2 separate regions of the Homo sapiens genome follow, and region 2 is linked to region 1. A link is a contact called in ENCODE Hi-C or POLR2A ChIA-PET data. All regions are on one chromosome and are shown on one strand. The core of a region is the stretch at or near the end of the contact, and the rest is flanking DNA. Distances in the headings are between cores, read along the strand shown.

Region 1 (4,495 bases), core at 1,015-3,514:
TGGGCGGGTGAGAAGGTAAGTGATCTCTGTAGCACGTTCTGGTAAAATAATCATTTCAAATCCCCCTGGGGGTGGAGGTAGGGGGTTCCACTCTGGCTAGGAGATTAAGGGCAAGATTCATTACCTCAAATTATTTTAAAAACCAGCTGGTAATTGACTGTGATTTAAACTATTTAAATCAATAAGTGAAAGGTTAGGTAAAGGGAACTATTTAAACTAATAAGTGAAAGGTTAGGGAAAGGGAACCAAATTCCAGGAAAAGCCAAGGCCCACAACAAAAACTAACACAGCCTGGAAGGCCCAGCCTCCTCCCAGTAAACTTATTAATTTTATCCAGAAAGACATGGCTCTCCACCCTCTGGGGTTATGCCCTTCTCCCAGCACACATGTTTTGACTTCCAAATCCAGCCAGGCAGGCTCCCAACCTCCCTCCCCCTCAAAATTGATCTCCAGGCCCAGCTGACCCCCTCTGATCTGTTCCCCCAATCATCCTTAATAACAGTGCTCTGGGCCTCCCACTAGGAGGTCCTCCAAGAGCCAGGCCAGTGGCCATCAGGTCAAGAGCCAAGCATGAGGGCCCCATTAACAGGAGACTCCCAGAAGACCAAGCGGCAGTCATCTGGCTGGAAAATCCAGCAAGCAAGTTAAAAAGGAAAAAAATCAGGACATACACGTGGTGGATCATAGAAAAAAAAGAGGAAAAGCAAGCAAAAACTATACAAAGCAAAACTCTACCATTTAAATAACAGCCACAAAATAAAAGACTTTCCCTTCTTTCATTCTGATTTACAAGTCAAAAGAATAAGCACCTCACCCCTCCTGGTCTCATACTTTAAAATTTAACCTAAGGATTAACTGCTTTTCAGACTTTGGTCATGTCATGACTGACTCTTCGGGGAAGAAATTTGTGTTAAGACACAGAAGTGCTTTAGTGGAAAACAGCCCATGATGAGGGAAATTCACCATTTTGCACCTTGTCAATTTTTTTTTTTTTTTTCTGAGACGCTCTGTCCCCCAGGCTGGAGTGCAGTGGCACGATCTCAGCTCACTGCAAGCTCCGCCTCCTGGGTTCACGCTATTCTCCTGCCTCAGCCTCCCGAGAAGCTGGGACTGCAGGCGCCCGCCACCACGCCCGGCTAATTTTTTGTATTTTTAGTAGAGACGGGGGTTTCACCGTGTTAGCCTGGATGGTCTCGATCTCCTGACCTCGTGATCCACCCGCCTTGGCCTCCCAAAGTGCTGGGATTACAGGCGTGAGCCACCGCGCCCGGCCCCTTGTCAATCTTTAAATAAAAAGGAAACGGCTAAAAATGAAAAGATATCCCTAGGCCTTTCTACTCAGGATAACTGTAACCAAACAGCATTATCTCATCTAAACTCAGCTGTGCCTCAAACATTATCACAAGTGCTGGAAGCGTTTAAATCTACAAGCAACACTAGCCTAAAAATGCCTTCGGTAGCCAGACGTGAATTAAAGGCTCCTCAAATGCCAGGAAAATGTCCTACAAGGGTAAGGGGAGGAGAGAAAGAGTACTGAATACAGATAAGTGGGCACTGATCGGAGAGGAAGCAGCACGGGTTCCAGACACCTAATAGGCAGCCTTGGGGATGCAGTCAAGGCCGACCCTTCCCTTCCCTTCCCTTAAGTGGCCGGACGCCTCACCCAGAAGAGGACACAGGGGACTCAACAACGTCTCGGGAACAACGGCCCGGCGGGTGTGAGACTAAGCGGCCAGGAGGAGGAAGGGGAGGAGGAGGCAGGGGAGGAGGAGGCAACGACTGCGGGAAAGGGGAAGGAAGGGCCGGGCCGGGTTGGAGAAGCCTCTTTCTGGGCGTGCGCGCTAAGAGCCTGCGCACCAGCAAAAGCCCCCAGCGCCCACGTGGGACTGAGAGGAGGGTCACTTACAGTACTTGTCCAATCTGAAATTACATTTTAGCTAGACGGATTCTGCACGTAGCCGCGCCGAACCCCACGGCGCCTGAGCAGGGCGGTCCCGGGGCGGCTACAGCCCCGCCTTGCGCGCGATCCCGCCCCCGCCGGCGCGGCCCCTGTAAAGCGCGGCCCCTGTAAAGCGCGGCCCCTGTAAAGCGCGGCCCCTGTAAAGCGCGGCCCCTGTAAAGCGCGGCCCCTGTAAAGCGCGGCCCCTGTAAAGCGCGGCCCCTGTAAAGCGCGGCCTGATTGGCCCTTTGAACCGGGCGTGGGATTGGCCGTCGCCTGCCCACCCCGCGGCTGCAGCGTTCCCTGGGGCCTAGCCAACCGCGGGCAGGGCTGGGCAAGGCGGGAGGAGCGCGGACCCAAGATCGGCTACGCTGCGTCTGCTCAGGCTGCGAGTTCCCGGCTCTGGGGACTCACCTTGCGGAGCTTACCCAGGCGGACTCTCCGCAGCCCCTGATGGGTGTGTGTGTCAGACCGTTTACTAAACACCAGGACTGTTGTAGGCGACTGTAAGAAATAAGAATATTGCATGGTTACAATTCTTGAATGCTTACCTTGTGTCTTGTTCCTTACTCTACAGAAATTTTCTAATCCCGTGGCGAACCCCCGTACTTCAACGTATGACATTCTGTAAATCTACAAAACAGATGGGTCCCTGCCTTTGAGAAGTTTTTACAATTTAGTGGGTACTGGACACGGACCTAATTTAATTCTCACATGCCTTCCCTTTCTAATAAGCTGCATGTTATGTATCCCTATTCTACAGATGTGGGGAATCCGAAATTTTTAGCTTTTACTGGGACACACAGCTAGCAAGCAACTAAAGCGAGAATTCCAACCTGAGCTCCAATCCGAACTATTTTCATAAAAGGCAGGATCCCAGGCTGAGGGAGTTCGAGGTTTGGGAGACAGTTTAGCAGTCGCTGAGTCCAAACATGTTGTTTTCCTAGAAAAGAAAACTGAGATCCAGGAAAGGGAAGTGATTTTCCAAAGACACACCTGTGAAAGGTAATAATTTCACTGAACGGATCTTAAGTGGCAGGTGCACTAAGATTGTCTGCTATCTTCACAACAACCCCGAAGTAAATAAGTGCTCTTATCTTGGTCTTACAGGTGAGGAGAACAGCCCAGTGAGGCTGAGGCCACACAATTAACCCCAGTCTTTGCACTACAACTCTACCAGGGATCCTGGTTTGGCTCATTTTCTTTCTTCTGCACCATGATTGTTCACCTTTTCATTACCAGCAACATACCCAAAGACCTAGCTATAGACTCGTTGGAATCTGTTACTTAGCAGCTGTGTGAATCAAGTGTTCAATAGGAATAATAAGATGTATTCATCTTACCTTTTCAGAACATTATGAAGAACAAATGTGGTAAGACATATGAAAATGCTTTGTAAAGTGTTAGATGCTTAATACACAGAAGACATTGCTTCCAGATCTGTTTCAACGTACCCCAAGAATGGAATAAGTGGAATATGCTGGTTTCATGCACTGTGGCAAGGGGGTCTCATCTTGGCTAGACTTGAATAAGTGGATTTGTTGCCTGGCCTCTGTGGATGGCTCTTTCTCTGGGCTTTTGTGTATTTGATTTTTTATTTGCTCCAGCAGCCGTGTTGAACCATGAAAGGACCTCAGGAATGAAACCCACACACAGCAAAGCAACAAAGTGAAAGAAGCGTGGATTCCTAATGCAGGAGGCACTGAACCAATCAATACCCACTGCCCTCCAGACCTCCACATGAAAGAAAAAAACTGCTGTCCTGTGTAAGACACTTTTATTTTGTGTTTCTATTGTATGAGGTCAAACCTAATAACAGATATATTACACTCTAACAGATACATTACATTGTATAGTAGAATTCTCAGACAGCAACCTTATAAGGTGATAGATGCAGAAACAGGCCCAAAGAGTAAAAATAATTTGTTCAGAGTTTTCCAGCCAAGTGGCGAAGGTGAGATTCTTACCTGGGTTTGTCTGAAACCAATTTTCACTATCTTTTTCAGTTATGATACACTGCCTATTACGAATGAATGAATCCTTTTTTTTTTTTCCATTTACTTCCATTTGATTCATTTATTCCAGGGAGTGACACTTTTTCTGTAAAGGACCGATAGTAAATATTTTAGACTTTGTGAGCAATACAGTCTCTGTTGCAACTACTCAACTTTGTAATGTAAAAGCAGCCATAGACAATAGTAAATGAGTAGGTATGACTATGTTTCAATAAAACTTTACTTACACAAGCAGGCAATGGACAATGTGGCCCATGAGCCTTAGTTTGCCAACCCCTAATGAAATGGGAAAAGTTCCCTTGTCCCCTTCACAGGGCGTGCGATGTGGGTGTGACTCACTTCTTCAGTCCCCACTGCACAAACCTCTAGGGAAGCATACAGACAGGTAGGCTGTGGAGATCTGACCCCACGGCAGTGTCTAGGGGTGACTGTTTACAGCCAAAGCCCCAGTGGGCACATGTAGCAGGGTGCTCTTTTAGTTTAGCCGTCCGTGGGTGGCTTGTGTTAGCCAGCTCAATTAAACCCCTGCCTTATTGCAAGG
Region 2 (4,495 bases), core at 947-3,446, 720 kb after region 1:
GTAGCTTGCCTATAACATCATATAGGAATGATCTTAAGGGCTAATATAAGAAGCATGAATTTTATCTGGAGAGCCGAGAGCACCCCCCTCACTCTACTTAACAGAGAGGAGGTGGGCACAGACTTCTGATTTAGAAAGTCTTCTTGGATGCAGGGTGGACCGAGGTCGGAGAGGGGAAAAGAAACTAGAACCTGACTCAGATATCTGTCCAAGGAAGACCTGAACAGAGACAGTGGGGATAGACAGCAGAGGACTATCCCACAATTCCTCATGTTTGTGGATAAGAAATTGTCCCTCACGCGGATCACGAGGTCAGGAGATCGAGACCACCCTGGCTAACACGGTGAAACCCCGTCTCTACTAAAAATACCAAAAAAATTAGCCGGGCGTGGTGGCAGGCGCTTGTAGTCCCAGCTACTCAGGAGGCTGAAGCAGGAGAATGGCATGAACCCAGGAGGTGGAGCTTGCAGTGAGTTGAGATCATGCCACTGCACTCCAGCCTGGGTGACAGAGCGAGACTCCGTCTCAAAAAAAAAAAAAAAAAAAAAAAAAAAAAAAAAAATTCGCCGGGCGTGGTGGCTCATGCCTGTAATCCCAGCACTTTGGGAGGCTGAGGTGGGCGGATCACCTGAGGTCAGGAGTTTGAGACCAGCCTGACCAACATGGAGAAACCCTGTCTCTACTAAAAATACAAAAAAAAATTAGCCAGGCTTGATGGCTCATGCCTGTAATCCCAGCTACTCGGGAGGCTGACGCGGGAGACTTGCTTGAACCTGGGCGGCGGAGGTTGTGGTGAGCCGAGATCACGCCATTGCACTCCAGCCTGGGCAACAAGGGCAAAACTCCGTCTCAAAAAAAAAAAAGAAAAAAGAAATTGTCCCTCACATGTCTCTGCTTCCTCTGTCTGTCAAGGCAGAATATATTTCAATCTTCCTGCCTCAGGAATTGCGTGAAAATTAATGGGACAGAGGCCCAGCTGGCTTTCATCTGCTAAACAACACCCTTGCACGACTGGTGGTGCACATTAAATGCTGAACATATAAAATGTGCTTTGATGGAGGACCTGGGAATAATTATAGCTTGCTAATTATTGTTAATTTTACCACAGCTTTGAAACTCTAGACTTTCTCAATGACTCAAAAAGAGATTGCAACCCCTGTATGCCATGAAACTAGCCACACAGTGGCAGACAAGCAATTTCTCACAGGCTCCATTCTTTCATTATTTACATGGTTCAGCTACTTACGTGGGATACAGGAAAAGAAAAGCAACGATTTGCTGTGTTAGAATCAAATTGTACAAAAAACTCTTTACAGTCTTGCTGGCTCTTTAAGAATTTGTTCCTGTTTGTCTCTTTATAGCCAGTGCACAAATAAATATTATGTGCGTGTGTGCCTGTGTGTGTGCGCTTGTGTGAGGTACAGAAAATTAGTGTTTAACAGAACTTTTAACCCTCTGGACACCAGGATACCTGTGTTTTACCCTTGATATGGTGAGTAACAGAACTGCTTCCCTAACTTCCCTTCAGATTCTGTGTCACTTCGTGTCCACAAACACTTTATTTAAGGTCTCATCACTCCTAGGCAGGGTGCCAAAGACCCCTCTCAGAAATATGAGGAAGTTGATAGCAGTGTGACTTCAGGTCTTTAAGCCTCATCAGTACCACCTATAAAACGGGTCTGATAGTCCCTACCTGTCAGGACTGGTGTTAGGATGAGATAATGTTTGTGAACTGTAAACTATATAAACGTGTGCTACTGTGAGAACTGGACAAAGAAGAGAGGGAGTGAGAGAAATTAAGGGAGGGCTGGGGCTGGGAAAGAACGAAAAGGGAGTCGCGTATAGAGGAGAGCGCGACAGTCGCGAGCCACACTTTGCAATGAAACTCTTTAGACTTTCTGCCGGGAGAGCGGCCCAGACGCGCCAGGTCTGTAGCAGGAGGCCGCGCCGAGGGCGGGTCCCCAGAAGCCTACAGGTGAGTATCGGTTCTCCCCTTCCCGGCTTTCGGTCCGGAGGAGGCGGGAGCAGCTTCCCTGTTCTGATCCTATCGCGGGCGGCGCAGGGCCGGCTTGGCCTTCCGTGGGACGGGGAGGGGGGCGGGATGTGTCACCCAAATACCAGTGGGGACGGTCGGTGGTGGAACCAGCCGGGCAGGTCGGGTAGAGTATAAGAGCCGGAGGGAGCGGCCGGGCGGCAGACGCCTGCAGACCATCCCAGACGCCGGAGCCCGAGCCCCGACGAGTCCCCGCGCCTCATCCGCCCGCGTCCGGTCCGCGTTCCTCCGCCCCACCATGGCTCGGGGCCCCGGCCTCGCGCCGCCACCGCTGCGGCTGCCGCTGCTGCTGCTGGTGCTGGCGGCGGTGACCGGCCACACGGCCGCGCAGGACAACTGCACGTGTCCCACCAACAAGATGACCGTGTGCAGCCCCGACGGCCCCGGCGGCCGCTGCCAGTGCCGCGCGCTGGGCTCGGGCATGGCGGTCGACTGCTCCACGCTGACCTCCAAGTGTCTGCTGCTCAAGGCGCGCATGAGCGCCCCCAAGAACGCCCGCACGCTGGTGCGGCCGAGTGAGCACGCGCTCGTGGACAACGATGGCCTCTACGACCCCGACTGCGACCCCGAGGGCCGCTTCAAGGCGCGCCAGTGCAACCAGACGTCGGTGTGCTGGTGCGTGAACTCGGTGGGCGTGCGCCGCACGGACAAGGGCGACCTGAGCCTACGCTGCGATGAGCTGGTGCGCACCCACCACATCCTCATTGACCTGCGCCACCGCCCCACCGCCGGCGCCTTCAACCACTCAGACCTGGACGCCGAGCTGAGGCGGCTCTTCCGCGAGCGCTATCGGCTGCACCCCAAGTTCGTGGCGGCCGTGCACTACGAGCAGCCCACCATCCAGATCGAGCTGCGGCAGAACACGTCTCAGAAGGCCGCCGGTGACGTGGATATCGGCGATGCCGCCTACTACTTCGAGAGGGACATCAAGGGCGAGTCTCTATTCCAGGGCCGCGGCGGCCTGGACTTGCGCGTGCGCGGAGAACCCCTGCAGGTGGAGCGCACGCTCATCTATTACCTGGACGAGATTCCCCCGAAGTTCTCCATGAAGCGCCTCACCGCCGGCCTCATCGCCGTCATCGTGGTGGTCGTGGTGGCCCTCGTCGCCGGCATGGCCGTCCTGGTGATCACCAACCGGAGAAAGTCGGGGAAGTACAAGAAGGTGGAGATCAAGGAACTGGGGGAGTTGAGAAAGGAACCGAGCTTGTAGGTACCCGGCGGGGCAGGGGATGGGGTGGGGTACCGGATTTCGGTATCGTCCCAGACCCAAGTGAGTCACGCTTCCTGATTCCTCGGCGCAAAGGAGACGTTTATCCTTTCAAATTCCTGCCTTCCCCCTCCCTTTTGCGCACACACCAGGTTTAATAGATCCTGGCCTCAGGGTCTCCTTTCTTTCTCACTTCTGTCTTGAAGGAAGCATTTCTAAAATGTATCCCCTTTCGGTCCAACAACAGGAAACCTGACTGGGGCAGTGAAGGAAGGGATGGCATAGCGTTATGTGTAAAAAACAAGTATCTGTATGACAACCCGGGATCGTTTGCAAGTAACTGAATCCATTGCGACATTGTGAAGGCTTAAATGAGTTTAGATGGGAAATAGCGTTGTTATCGCCTTGGGTTTAAATTATTTGATGAGTTCCACTTGTATCATGGCCTACCCGAGGAGAAGAGGAGTTTGTTAACTGGGCCTATGTAGTAGCCTCATTTACCATCGTTTGTATTACTGACCACATATGCTTGTCACTGGGAAAGAAGCCTGTTTCAGCTGCCTGAACGCAGTTTGGATGTCTTTGAGGACAGACATTGCCCGGAAACTCAGTCTATTTATTCTTCAGCTTGCCCTTACTGCCACTGATATTGGTAATGTTCTTTTTTGTAAAATGTTTGTACATATGTTGTCTTTGATAATGTTGCTGTAATTTTTTAAAATAAAACACGAATTTAATAAAATATGGGAAAGGCACAAACCAGAAGTCGGCATTTGTGAAAAGTCCCTCCAGATTTCTATCACATTGGTCTCTAATTTCCCAAGACTTGTATTTTTTTTTTATTTCAAATTATAACACTTTTTTTTCCCCCAGAAGTGGGTGTTTCATGTTGCTACTCTGGTGTGTCCTAAGATATCCTAACTGGCCAGTGTAAATGCTATTCTTTCTAAATAAGATTATTTGGAAACTTCCTTCAAACTGCAGGAGGGTGAGCTTGAGGGAGGAAGCTAAAACTAGCTGCTTTTATGAAAAAGAGTGCCAGTCTTTGGTCATCTCTAAACAAGGCTTATCACCAATGGAGACAGAAAACTCTAGTTCAAGAGCTGTACCTCCTTTGAATCCCAGCCCTACTTTGAAATAAGTGGTACTATTTCCATTTAGCCTTTGAGCAAATCACTTAATCTCAAAGCGTTGTGGCTCTAAGATTAAACGACTTTCCCACATAATTAGAGCCA

Evidence for each region. Hi-C counts contacts between places; a loop is a spot of excess contacts on that map. ChIA-PET counts read pairs that join two places held with the same protein, here RNA polymerase II (POLR2A). Pooled maps may share reads with other maps.
Region 2: a loop to region 1 is called in a pooled map, with 4 times the contacts of the local background. The contact joins the promoter of TACSTD2 here to the promoter of FGGY-DT in region 1. A Hi-C loop is called at or near these places in 1 of 37 single-sample maps with no recorded cell type and 5 of 50 pooled maps. POLR2A ChIA-PET finds 5 or more read pairs at or near these places in 1 of 52 experiments (PC-9).

Annotation. Positions count from the first base shown.
Region 1 is chr1:59,294,319-59,298,813 of GRCh38, reverse strand. FGGY-DT (FGGY divergent transcript) reads left to right here and starts at 2,264. Exons shown (of 2, transcript XR_001738089.2): 1 at 2,264-2,445; 2 at 3,050-4,495. FGGY (FGGY carbohydrate kinase domain containing) reads right to left here and starts at 1,720. Exons shown (of 16, transcript NM_018291.5): 1 at 1,664-1,720. RefSeq lists an enhancer at 1-261 and silencers at 1,679-1,768, 1,779-2,318.
Region 2 is chr1:58,574,953-58,579,447 of GRCh38, reverse strand. It overlaps TACSTD2 (tumor associated calcium signal transducer 2), which reads left to right and starts at 2,196. Exons shown (of 1, transcript NM_002353.3): 1 at 2,196-4,015. The coding sequence starts at 2,292. The coding sequence ends at 3,263. RefSeq lists enhancers at 2,038-2,732, 2,733-3,428.